2 separate regions of the Homo sapiens genome follow, and region 2 is linked to region 1. A link is an interaction called in ENCODE POLR2A ChIA-PET data of the cell type or tissue named here. Cell type or tissue: HepG2. All regions are shown on one strand. Each heading gives the region's core, and the rest is flanking DNA. Links, peaks and the distances in the headings are about the cores only.

What was found. ChIA-PET counts read pairs that join two places held together with the same protein. Peaks named below come from ENCODE experiments on the same cell type or tissue, not always from the same donor. Only the 100,000 strongest peaks of a DNase experiment are listed, where the experiment ranks them.
Region 2: POLR2A ChIA-PET joins it to region 1 with 6 read pairs; 3 of 35 experiments call an interaction of 5 or more read pairs at or near these places.

What each region holds. Positions count from the first base shown.
Region 1 is chr10:4,945,078-4,951,354 of GRCh38, reverse strand. No RefSeq gene overlaps it. Among named protein-coding and RNA genes, the nearest start is that of AKR1C1, 15 kb to the left of the region's middle. RefSeq lists an enhancer at 3,284-3,578. In HepG2, for the core only: no CTCF peak of the experiment used is centred there; DNase peaks (open chromatin) are centred at 3,434 and 4,094; H3K4me3 peaks cover 358 bases.
Region 2 is chr10:4,882,515-4,888,791 of GRCh38, reverse strand. It overlaps the pseudogene AKR1C6P. Among named protein-coding and RNA genes, the nearest start is that of AKR1E2, 59 kb to the right of the region's middle. In HepG2, for the core only: no CTCF peak of the experiment used is centred there; no DNase peak of the experiment used is centred there.

The sequences.
Region 1 (6,277 bases), core at 585-5,584:
CTGCTTCTGTCCACAAAGAGCATCCAGTCTCTACCCTGGAGGGCTGTGTCCTTCAGATCTGGTTGACTGGAAGACTCTTGATCTATAACCGCTAGGGAGTTGTGTACTAGTTCCTTTGGTTGTCCAGTAGGTGTCAACTAAGTGGCAGAGTTTAAGGCTCCAGTGGCTGGCCTGTAGTTTACTTCAGGATCATTAAGGAGGATAGCCTGATACTTGCCTAATCTGCCCACCATTAGCCAGTAGCCATCCTTCTGCTCTAATAACTCCAGGACTTCATGGGGCACATAAATCGTGATGGGCTGACCTAAAGTCATCCTCTTAGCTTCCTTGAGCAACAGGCAGGTGGCAGCTACTGCGCTGAGACAACGGGGCCAGCCCTTTGTCACTGAATCAAGCTGTTTTGAAAAATAAGCCACTGGTTGCAAATTTTTGCATTAGGACCCCAAGTGCTAGACCCAGTCTGTCATGCACATAAAGTTGGAAGGGTTTATGATAATTTGGCAGTCCCAAAGCTGGGGCAGATGTTAACTTATGCTTTAGTTGTTCAAATGCAGTCTGATGTTTTACTTCCCATACAAAGTGGTCGTGGTTGGCCCCTTTTAACAGTTCATATAGTGGCTTTACTGCCAGTGCCTAATTGGGAATCCAAATTCTACAGAACCCTGCATTCCCAGGAAGGCCCTCCACTACTTTCTGGTTCTGGGCATTGCGGCAGAGGCAATTGCATTTGGCCTCTCCTCTGCCAGGGCTCTGGTTCCTCTCTGTAATAGAAATCTTAAGTATTCTACAGTTTGTTTGCATATCTGTGCCTTTTTGCTCAAGACTTTGTACCCACAGGCTGCCAAATAGTTTAGAGTCTGTACAGTGTTATCTTGACACTCTTGCCTTGAGGGGCTTAAGATTAGCAGATCATCCACATATTGTAGTAGTGTCCCATTTTCCAACTGTAAGTCTCTTATGTTCCGAGCCACTGCTTCCCCAAATACAGTTGGGGAATTTTTAAACCCTTGAGGAAGCACTGTCCAACAGTATTGAAATCGTGCAAGCTGTTTCAGGGTCTGTCCACTCAAAAGTGAATAATAATTGACTTTCTGGGTCCACTGGTATAGAAAAGAAAGTATCCTGTAAATCTAACACTGTAGACCATTCATGGTCTCTGGGCAAGGAAGTAAACATAGTGTATGGATTGGTCGCAGTGGGGTGGATGTCTTCCACGATATCATTGGTCACCCTTAGATCTTTCATAAACCTGTACTTGTGTGAGTGAGGCTTCTTTACTGGCAGGATGGGTGTATTATACAAGGTCTGACAAAGTCTTATTAAGCCATGTCAAAAGAATCGAACCAGTACTGGCTGTATGCCTTCTAGAGTCTCTTTCTTTAGGGGTACTGTTTATTTTAATCAGGTCAGATACCTTCCTTTAGCCTGACTTTTATGGGATTCACATTAATTGTCCTCCCCAGTTGGTCGGAAGCCCATACTTCCGGCTTTACCTTATTGAGGACTTCCGGTGGAATCATCTCTACTTCAAGCTGTGGAGTTTTTGATTTCATCAGGAGGGCCTGTAGCTGCAATCTGGATTCTGGGGGTACCTGGAGGCACATTGGACGTTTCTCTGGTTCAAAGACAATTAATGCCTCTAACTTACACAAGAGATCTCTACCAAGCACAGAGGTTGGGCAGTCCCACACATAAAATAATTGATTAGCTATTATCAATACCTCATTGCCCACCTTGCAGGATAAGGGTCACAACCCCCCCCCCCCAACCAGTTTTAGCTCTCCATTCACCCCAACCATATTGACATAGGTGTCAGAAAGTCCACACTTTGGGATGTCAGTATCACCCGTATCAATTAAGAAGTCCAATTTTTGTTTCCCTACTGTCAGTTTTACCCGAATGTCCTGTGGTGAAATCCTAATGCTGGACAGGGTTGGAGCTTTTGGGAACTTTGGGCACCCTCGGTCCTCCTTGGATTTTTTCCAAACTTAACAGCCATAAGTGACTTGGGCTCCCCCTGACTCAGCTTGGGGCAGTCTTTCTTCCAAAGCACTGTCACCCTACAGTAAGCCCATTGATCTTTTTCTACTTTCCCTTTCCACCTTGGGGGTTCCTTTCTCTTCAGGTTTCCTCCCATGGCAGCTATGAGTATCTCTGCCTTCAGTAGTGCCTTGGTTTCCTTGGCTTCTCTGCTATTATAAGGCCTTGAACACAATGTCAATTAATTGAGAAGTGTTCATTCCAATAGCTCCCCTCCAGCTTTTGTAACTTCTTTGTGATGTCTGGGGCATTTTGCTCTATAAAAGTCATGTTTATCATTCTGACATTTTCAGGATCCTGCAGGTCTAAGTCTGTATGCTTTCTATATGTTTGACAGATACATCCATGAACTCTGAGGGAATCCTTGTTAGGCTTCTGCTGAAGCTCCTGCACTTTTTTCAGACTTTTAGGTCTCGGCACCCCTGACCTATCACCCTTTAGAATACTCCAGATGATTTGTCCAGGCCCCATCCTCCTCACTTGGGACCCAGTTTGGGTCAGCATGTAGAATCTTATCAGGGTCTGGGGTATCATCTGGGCTTTTTTCATGAAGACACCATGCTTCCTCCTTTCCATTGCCTAATGCTTGCTTTCTCTTGTCTGCAGTAAGCATAATATTTAGGAGGGCTTGCAAATTAGCCTAAGTAGGGTGATGGCTGGCAAAAATAGTGGTAAACAATTCAGTCATCTTCTGAGGATCTTCCCTGTAGAAAGGATTGGAAGTTTTCCAATTCAGTACATCAGATGTAGGAAAAGGCCTGTATGCCCAATAATATCGAGCTGAAGTCCCTTGCTGATTAATTCCCATGGGATATTGTCAGAGGGGAAATTGCCCTGCCCCAGCTTGGTAGATCTCCAGCCAAAATCAGTGCCTTGCCTAGTTCAGGAGGGAGAGACTATGTTTGCAGCCTCTTTATACTCCAGGGATGGTGGTTCCTCCACCTCTTGACTAAGTAATGTGGCACCAGTTTCAAGTGGGTTAAGCACATTTAACAACTGCTGACTCTCTAGCTCCTTTTCTTTCTCTCCCTGGGAGTCAGGACAAACTTTTTCCAAGTGGTGCACCATTAGTTTATTTCCTTTAACCTCTTGGTTATGTATCAACATAGATGTCTGAAAATAGGGTACTTTCTCTCATTTCCCTTAACACTGACAAAAAGTTTCAACGGAAAGATCATAAAATAGTTTAAAGATCTGAAAACAGGCCACTATTCTTTGAATCCTCATGTCAGGGCAGGAGCCCAACTTCCATTAGCTCTTGTTTGCAAACCCAGAGGGAATAATCACATTGGCCAACCAGCCCCTTTCTGTTTTTTGAAATTTTCCACTTTGCTGATTCCACTCAGTCCCTGCTCAGCCTTTCCCTCTCACCCGTTCTCCCTTAAAATGGTGAGTCACCTTGTATGAATCAAAGTTCAGTTCAGTCCATACTGGACCTCTTCCCTATTACAACACTGGATTACTAATAAAATCCATCGTCACCATTTTAACCAGTGTTCAACCTTGTTTATGTTCGACTTTAGCAATAGCAGAAATTTTTTCTAGCTTTCATAGTTAGTATCTACAGTCAGGTGAGAATGAAGGCTGACTAATATGACACTTACCTCTGGCTTCTAGTACTGAGCAGCAAGCTAAGTATTAGAGGTTTAAAAATATGATTAATTTCATAGCAAATTCTGGCATAAGTCAAAATAAGCACTTATATTTGATCATTAAAATATCAGGTCAATATCCACTTCATAAAGGAGATCATGTAACTGTAATTATGTTTCTTAAAGACTTCTGTTTAGAAATCATGTTTGCTTGATGTTCAAGTTTCTAGACTTCTCTAAGGGTCAATTGTTAAAACTGAGTTTTTTCTATTGCCAACAAGGATAGAGACTTTTCTTCTCTGCCCATTTCTTAGATTATTTCCTTGAGAAAAAATTGTATTTGTAAATCCTACCTCAGTCCCTTTGATATTCATGTAAATATTTTTAAAAGCCAACTAAGCCTCTTACCAGAATTGCAACATGTGAGTGTTTTGTTAAGGGTAAGAGAGCCAGCTCTTTGGAAATGTAAACATTAAAAAAGGAAAATTCCTATCTCCCTGGGTCCCTTGCTCCAAGCTACAACTGCCTGCTTGTCATGGAGAAATGTCATTTTTCCTAGTGATACAGGTGATTGACTAGCACAGATGGCTAACCCAATTACCAGGTGAATTTGGGATGAAGCCATGAAAGAATGTTATCAAAAAACAGTGTTGTTAGGCCTTCTTATGTGAGGACCAGTTATCATTTATCATGAGAAGATGTGTGTAAAGGCTGTACTCCTTGGCTTTTTAAAGAGGTCAGATTCATTTCTGCCTTTTAATCTCATTAGACCTTACCTGTGGTGCACATTGCAGTGTGGTTTAATGCCTTTTGAATAAGAAAATTATTTTCTTTCTTTTCTACATTTTTATGGAGGAGTTTTTTAGATTGGCAGGAGATTTCATTTTTAACATTATTCTCCAGTATAAAGGAAAACATACTTGACAGTTATGTACCAAATTAGGTAAAAGAAGATTGATATTGGATGTCCCCAGGGGCTCATAATTTCTACCTGTAGTAACATAACTTTCCCCTGTTTTCTGTAGACACAGAACTTCCCTCCCTTACACAGACTCCTCATTGGTACAGCCCAATTACATCCACTGTCCTAAGCATATGGACCCCCTATCTATCTCAATTCCACCCCCAGTGATTCACTGAGGGAGCAGTTCCAGCCTTGGGTCCCCAGATGATGTAAGGCATTGAAAACCCCACCTTCCCATAGAGGGCCAAGAGCAGAGCATGGGCATATTTGATTAGTACTGAGGAAATATGAGAGTAGGGAAACTTTGCTGTGACTGTATTCTTGTGCATTAGTGCATTCTCACACTGCTATAAAGAACTACCTGAGACTGGGTAATTTACAAAGAAAAGAGGCTTAATTGACTTACAGTTCCACAGGCTGTACAGAAAGCATGGCTGTGGAGGCCTCAGGAAACTTACAATCATGGAGGAAGGCAAAGGGGAAGCAAGCACATATTCACATTGCTGGCAGGGGAGAGAGAGAGAGAGAGAGGGAGGGAGAGAAATAGAGAAGAGGGAGGTGCTACACACTTTCAAACAACTAGATCTCATGAGAACCATATGATGAGAACAGCAAGAGAGAAGTCAGCCTCCATGATTCAGTCACCTCCCACCAGGCCCCTCTTCCAACAGTGGGAACTACAATTTCACATGTGATTTGGGTAGGGACACAGAGCCAAACCATATCACTCCGCCCCAGCCCCTTCCAAATCTCACATTCTTCTCACATTTCAAAAGACAATTATGCCTTCCTAACAGTCCCTGAAAGTCTTAACTTATTACAACATTAGATCAAAAGTCCAATTCTAAAGTCTCATCTGAGACAAGGCAAGTCCCTTTCAACTATAAGCCATAAAATCAAAACTAAGTCAGTTACTTCCTAGACACAATACGGGTATGGGTACTGAATAAATGCTTCTGTTCCAAAAGGGAGAAACTGGCCCAAACAAAGGGGCTACAGGCCCCATAGAAGTCCAAAACCCGGAAAGGCAGTCAATAAATTTCAAAGCTCCAAAATAATCTCTTTTGACTCCATGTCTCATATCAAGGCCACACTAATGCAAGAGGTGGGCTCCCAGGGTCCTGGGCAGCTCTACCCCTGTGGCTATACAGGGTAAAGGCCCCATGGCTGCTTTCACTGGCTGGCACTGAGTGTCTGCCGCTTTTCCAGGCACACAGTACAAGCCTTCAGTGGATATACCATTCTGGGTTCTGGAGGATGGTGGCCCTCTTCTCATAGCTCCACTAGGCAGTGCCCCAGTGGGAACTCTGTGTGGGAACTCAAACCCCATATTTCCCTTCCACATTGCCCTAGCAGAGGTGCTTCATAAGGGTTCCATCTTCACAGCAGCCTTCTTCCTGGATATTCATGCATTTTTAAACGTTCTCTGAAATCTAGGCAGAGGCTCCCAAACCTCAACTTTTGGACTCTGAGAACCTGCAGGCTTAACACTACATGGAAGTCACAACACACTGGGGCTAGCATCCTCTAAAACAATAGCTCAAGATGTGTCTGAGGCCCTTTTAGCCATGGCTGGGGCTGAAGTGGCTGGTATGCAGGGTGCCGTGTCCCAAGGCTTCACAGAGCAGTAGGGCCCTGGGCTTGGCCCATGAAATTATTTTTCTCTCCTAAACCTCCAGGT
Region 2 (6,277 bases), core at 706-5,705, 63 kb after region 1:
GTAGCCTTCTCAGTCTCATCTTTTAACTCTCTTTTCGTACTAAATGTGTGACCCTTTGTACAAAACATCGTACGAAACATTGGTTTCCTTAGTTTTAGTCATTTTGATGATTTCTTCCCCTAGATTACTGCTGCTTAGAATGAGGTAACAGAAGCACCCCAAAAAGATTTCCCCTATGGCCATTCTTTGGGAAACCTAACCATTTAATACAGTCAAGCCAGAGCCTACTGAATCACCATCACTTCGGGCTCTTGTCTGGCAGGCAATTTCCCAGTCCACTCTCCAGATGTTGTGATTTATTACGTTTGGAGTAGAACCCAGGAATACGTTTTGCACAAGCAAATCAGATTATTCTTTTACATTCTAAAGTTTGAGAATCTCTGCTGAAACTCGTATTTTTTTCCTACATTTATCATCTTCATTCCATATGAAAATCTGCTATGATGATTAAGAACTTATGCATTCACTGGAAGTAACTTGTCACTTCTCTAAGAGGGTTTGGCTGCTGATGTTTATTTGCCATTTCACTAAGCTCTCTCGAAGACTTTTGAAGAAATAATCTCACACAACTTCTCTTTCAACCATTGCAGGTGTGGGGCACCTTTTCCCGCCCAGAATTGGTCCAAAGAGGCCTTGAAATGTCACTGAAGAAACTTCAGCTGAGCTACATGGATCTTTACCTTTTTCATTTCCCAGTACCTTTGCAGGTTAGCTCAAGTTGTTTTACTTTAGTGATCAACATAAATATTAGTAACTGAACGCAAGAGAGGAATCAGTTTGTGAGGATGAGAAGATAAATAATACTTTAAGATTCTCTCTTGTGCTTTTTATTTTTATTTTTCTGAAACTATTCCAAAGTCAGTTCACAACTCTAGCCCCAGAGTGACAGGAGTTCACTGGTATCCACAGCTTTGCCTCAGTGTTGTGGATGTACTGCCGACATTTTCAAGTTCTTATACCCTGGAGTCTCAAACCCATGTCGCTGACAGTGGAGTTCAGTTGACGAACAGGAAGTTCGGTGAGGACGACACTCAGCTTTGAATGCTGATAAGTCACTGGCAAGGGAGAGAGCTCTTTGCAAGGATCCAGGACCAGGGGACCTGCTGGGCATCATACCACCCTAGAGTCTGCCTAGGATGGGATCCTAGGTGCCTCAGCTTAGCCTTGACACAGACAAGATTTATTGAATCTGTAACGCTCGAAAGCATTTCTAGGACGCATATTTCCTGCATGTACTTCCTTTGCCGTTAGCCTAATTTTACAATTCTGTTCAAGAATAAGGACAGATGGTTCTATCAGTCTCAAGGTTTATGGGCCCCAAGCTTGGCTGAGGCCAGACAGAGCTTTGTGCAAACTCTCTTTCTTTCCATGTTCCAGCCTGGGAGGAGCTTTTGCTGACGGATGCACAGGGAAAGATCATGTTTGACACAGTGGGTCTCTGCAGCACATGGGAGGTGAGTGCAGCTCCAGTGAGCACAACATCTCTGCACCTTGTGGGGGAGAGGAAAAATGTACAAGGAATTCAGGAAACTGGACCTGGTCTAATTCTGCCCAGTGTTCAGACTGGGGAGAGTCCCGAATGTCTCTCTGCCTCTGTTTTCACATTTCATTCACTTAATCATCCAGCAAGTATGCATTGAGTGCCTACAGCGTATCAAGTTCTACTCTTCTTACCCAGGCAACATCAGTGAAGAGAACCAGGGTGCTGGCCCAGGCATGGATAGGTGCTGTGGTGGGTGGAGGTGAGAAATAAAGCTGAGCGCTGGAGTTGGTTTGGGGCACAGACTGGCAATGAAAAACAGAGTGGCAGGGTAGGCCTTTTTGAAAGCAGAGGCGGGTGAATCACGATATCAGGAGATCGAGACCATCCTGGCCAACATGGTGAAACCCCATCTCTACTAAAAATACAAAAATTAGCTGGGTGTGGTGGCGCACGCCTGTAATCGGGAAGCTGAGGCACGAGAATTGCTTGAACCCAGGAGGCGAAGGTTGCAGTGAGCAGAGATCGTGCCGCTGCACTCCAGCCTGGTGACAGAGTGAGACTTCATCTCAAAAAAAAAAAGAGTGACATTTGAGCAAAGACTTGTAGTAGACGCAGGAACTGATTGTGTGGGTATCTGGGGAGAGTGATGCACGCAGAAAGACAAGGCAAAGTTTTTCTTTTGTTTTTATTGTTTTAGATGGAGTCTCACTCTGTCACCCGGGCTGGAGTACAATGGTGTGATCTTGGCTCACTACAAGGTCTGCCTCCTGGGTTCATGCAATTCTCCTGCCCTCAGGCTCCTGAGTAGCTGGGGTTATAGGCACGTGTCACCACGCCCAGCTAATTTTTGTATTTTTGGTAGAGATAGGGTTTCACCATGTTGGCCAGGCTGGTCTAGAACCCCTGACCTCAGGTGATCCACCCGCCTCAGCCTCCCAAAGTGCTAGGATTACAGGTGTAAGCCACCATGCCAGGTCACAGCAACGTTTTTAAGAGGGGAGAGACACTAGCATGTCCAAGAACAGCAAGAGGACATGTGAGACTGGACACTGTGAGTGAGTGGACAGTGCAGGGAATTAGGTCAGAAAGTAGAAGCTGGTGGTTTTGTAGGTGGAAGGCCTGCCTCTCAGGCCACACCTGCTACACTTCCTTGTTGGTACTTGTTTTGCCATTGCTCCATCAAACTTTTCTAGGTATTCACTAAAGACCATGCTGGTTTCTTTAACTCTGTCCTGGCCACTCACATTCTTTTTTTCTTTTTTTTTTTTTTTTTGAGACAGAGTCTAGCTCTGTCGCCCAGGCTGGAGTGCAGTGCGACAATCTTGGGTCACTGCAACCTCCACCTTCCGGGTTCAAGAGATTCTCCTGCCTCAGCCTCCTGAGTAGCTGGGATTACAGGTGCCCGCCACCACACCCAGCTAATTTTTGTATTTTTAGTAAGGAGGGGGTGTCACTGCGTTGGCAAGGCTGGTCTCGAACTCCTGACCTCGTGATCCACCTGCCTCTGCCTCTCAAAGTGCTGGGATTATAGGCATGAGCCACCGTGCCCGGCCTCACATTCTTTTTTTATTTCATTTTTGTGCCCATTTATTTTACCTGTTTACTTTTCGTTTTTCTCTTACTCAGTCCATTCATGCCTTATTGATTGACATCTGCACTTTGCAAGGCTGTGTCTCTCCCACTGTCTTATACACTCTCCCACCCTTCGCCTACTCCTAGCGTGTGTACGTTTATTATTTGCCTCTAGCCTGCTATACAGATTACTCCTCACAACACCTTCCTCTCCAGGCCCTGGAGAAGTGTAAGGATGCAGGATTGGCCAAGTCCATCAGGGTGTCCAACTTCAACCGCAGGCAACTGGAAATGATCCTCAACAAGCCAGGGCTCAAGCACAAGCCTGTCTGCAACCAGATGAGCCCCAAACATCTGCCGCACCAACTGCTTCCTCTGCTCTTTGGCTTCCTCTATTCTCGATTTGACAAGGCTACTTATGACATGCTTCTCACATGTATTTTACCTTTGAACATCAGATGCTTCAAGGGAAGAGAACACATTCTGAGTTGTTGAAAACAGTGCATGAGGCCATGTCACTTTATCAAAAAAATCTAAGGTTTTTTTTTAAATACTAAGAGTATAATCTATTAGGTGTTATAGTAGTTTGTTCTAGAAGTTAGAGCTAGTGAATGACTGACAGCCACTTTTTCTTTTTTGACAGAGTTTTACTCCTGTTGCCAAGGCTGGAGTACAGTGGCACGATCTCGGCTCACTGCAACCTCCGCCTCCCAGGTTCAAGCATGTACCTCTGCCTCCCACATGGCTGGGAATACAGGTACCCGCCACCACGCCCAGCTAATTTTTTGTATTTTTAGTAGAGACAGGGTTTCAACATGTTGGCCAGGCTGGTCTCGATCACCTGACCTCAGGTGATCCACCCGCTTCGGCCTACCAAAGTGCTGAGATTACAGACATGAGCCACTGCGCCCGGCAGACAACCACTTCTTATAACAGAAAAGTTCAGCAAATTTGGAAAACAATTTCAAATCAATTTGTATGTAAAAGAAAATGAATGATTCATTTTTATGTCTGACAACTCCTTTAAGGGCTGTGCCATGAAATAACCATTGAGCCTCTCCAAAATACAAAATCTCTCCCAAACTTATAAAAGGGACTGTTTGGATTCAGACTAGTCTTTTAAAAACAGTCACTTTTCATAAGTTTGGGAGAAATTTGGATTACGTGAGGTTGCCTAACAATGTGAATGCACTGAATGTCACTAAACTAGGCACTTAAAAATCATTGAAATGATAAAGTTTAAGCATGAGATCATCAAAATCAGTTGTGTTGACCTCCTGATTGTGGTGGCTGTGATTATGCTATTAGGAGACTCTCCTTGTTTGTAGGAAATATACATTAAAATATTGAGAGATGATGGGACAACCTGTTAGCAACTTACTCTGTAATAATTCTGTCATTTAAACAAAAGTTATTCGAACTACTTGTAACAATTCTGTAAGTCTGAGAGTATTTTCAAAGAAAAAACTAAAAATCAATATCAAACTGAACCCCTTGATTTAAAAAAAAGGTAAAATTTATGTTATGGATGTTTAACCACAATAAAAAATATAAAGATGTTTTTAAAGTCTACTCAATAAGATAAAGCCACTTGAATGGGCAACATATAAACTGCAGTATCCTGGAGGATTGTGAAGGAAGTCACATGACTGTAGGAAGAACTGCCAATCTGTCCGTGCTGGGGAAGACTCACACTTCACCCAGGTGGTCATATCTCTGTGTAAACATCTTACATGCTGACTGAGTAAGGATGATTATCAATTTACAATTGAGTATTAGTAAATCTTCATTTATTTCATCTTTTTGGATAAAAAATACAAATAGGAGTTCTAAAAAGTTTTCTTTTGTGACCCTTAGGAGATTTACCTCCACTTTGGACATAATCAATTTAGAGAAATAAAAAAAAAGGTTTTGAGTTCAATAGTTGATGGAGACCCAAAGGGGAACTTGGACATTACCTTGAACTCTAAAGGGTGAAAGGAATTTGGCCAAGTGAAGGCTGATTGGCTGGGAGGGACTTTACATGGCCTAGGAAGCTTGAGTAGAAGTACAACTGGTTAATTATGTGCAGCAAACTGATCATAGTGAGAAATTAGCTCAGGTGAGGGGTTACAGGGTCCAGGTAGGTTTTAAGCCCTGAGTCTAATGAACTACCCTTCCTTCCCATTTAGTGTCCATGACTAAGCAAACACACATGCAACAGTTCCATAGAAAATTGGTGTGTGCCTGATGACTAACCCAGCCCCTGTAACCCAGTGCAGGACCTTGCCTGCAGGCTGCGTGGGAGAACATGCTTCAAGTGAACCTTAATGAGGTCTCTTGCTTTTCTTTGGATCTCTGTCGATTCCTCTTATCAAATCACTGGAGTCAGGGAACAAAGAGTAAGAAAAATATGCAGCGAAAAGTTCATTTACTAAACTTTTGGTTTCTGGGCTGGTGGATCACAAGCTGGAAAGTCATTACTCACGTCCTCAAATAATGTAAGCAATTCAACAGATGGAAAACTAACAATTAGACTCAACAGATAATTGAGGTCACAGGGCAAAATGCTGCCTCCAAAACTTGGAGGGATAGGCTGATAGAGACATGATCAGTGCCTTGCAGAAGCCAGGAAGCAAAAACCACAGCTGGGGCCAGTGCTGAGTAGGAAAACCTACACTGTTATTAATGAATTGCTGGGAGCTCAATGTGAACAAGTCTGAGAGAGAAAAGCTCCAGGGACATCCATTCTTATGGAGGCCTCCACGCTTTTGTGAATTTTACCTCTAGAGCCTACCAAGTTTTCTCAGTGAATACCAGAGAAAATTTCCCTCATGCTTCCGGCTGGAGGAGCCCAAAGCAGCCATGTTTTCCTAAAAGGGCCTGACCTCAGCAGAAGATATTTTACTAGAGCCTATGCCTGAGGTTTTACTTGAATCTAACCTGAGGGAAAAGAAATACTCAATTCCAGCTGAAAGAATCAATAAAATCTCCTGGAACTCATAAGTGATTATAGAAAGGTTGCAGTATATGAGGTTAATATACAAAAATCAATTGCTTTTCTATATGTCAGCAATGAAAAAGTGGCGTTTACAATTAAAAACACAATGCCATTTATATTAGCACCATACAAAGAAACATTTTGGTATAAATCTAACAAAGTGGGCTGGGTGCGATGGCTCATGCCTGTAATCCCAGCACTTAGGGAGACTGAGGCAGGCAGATCCCTTGAGGTCAGGAGTT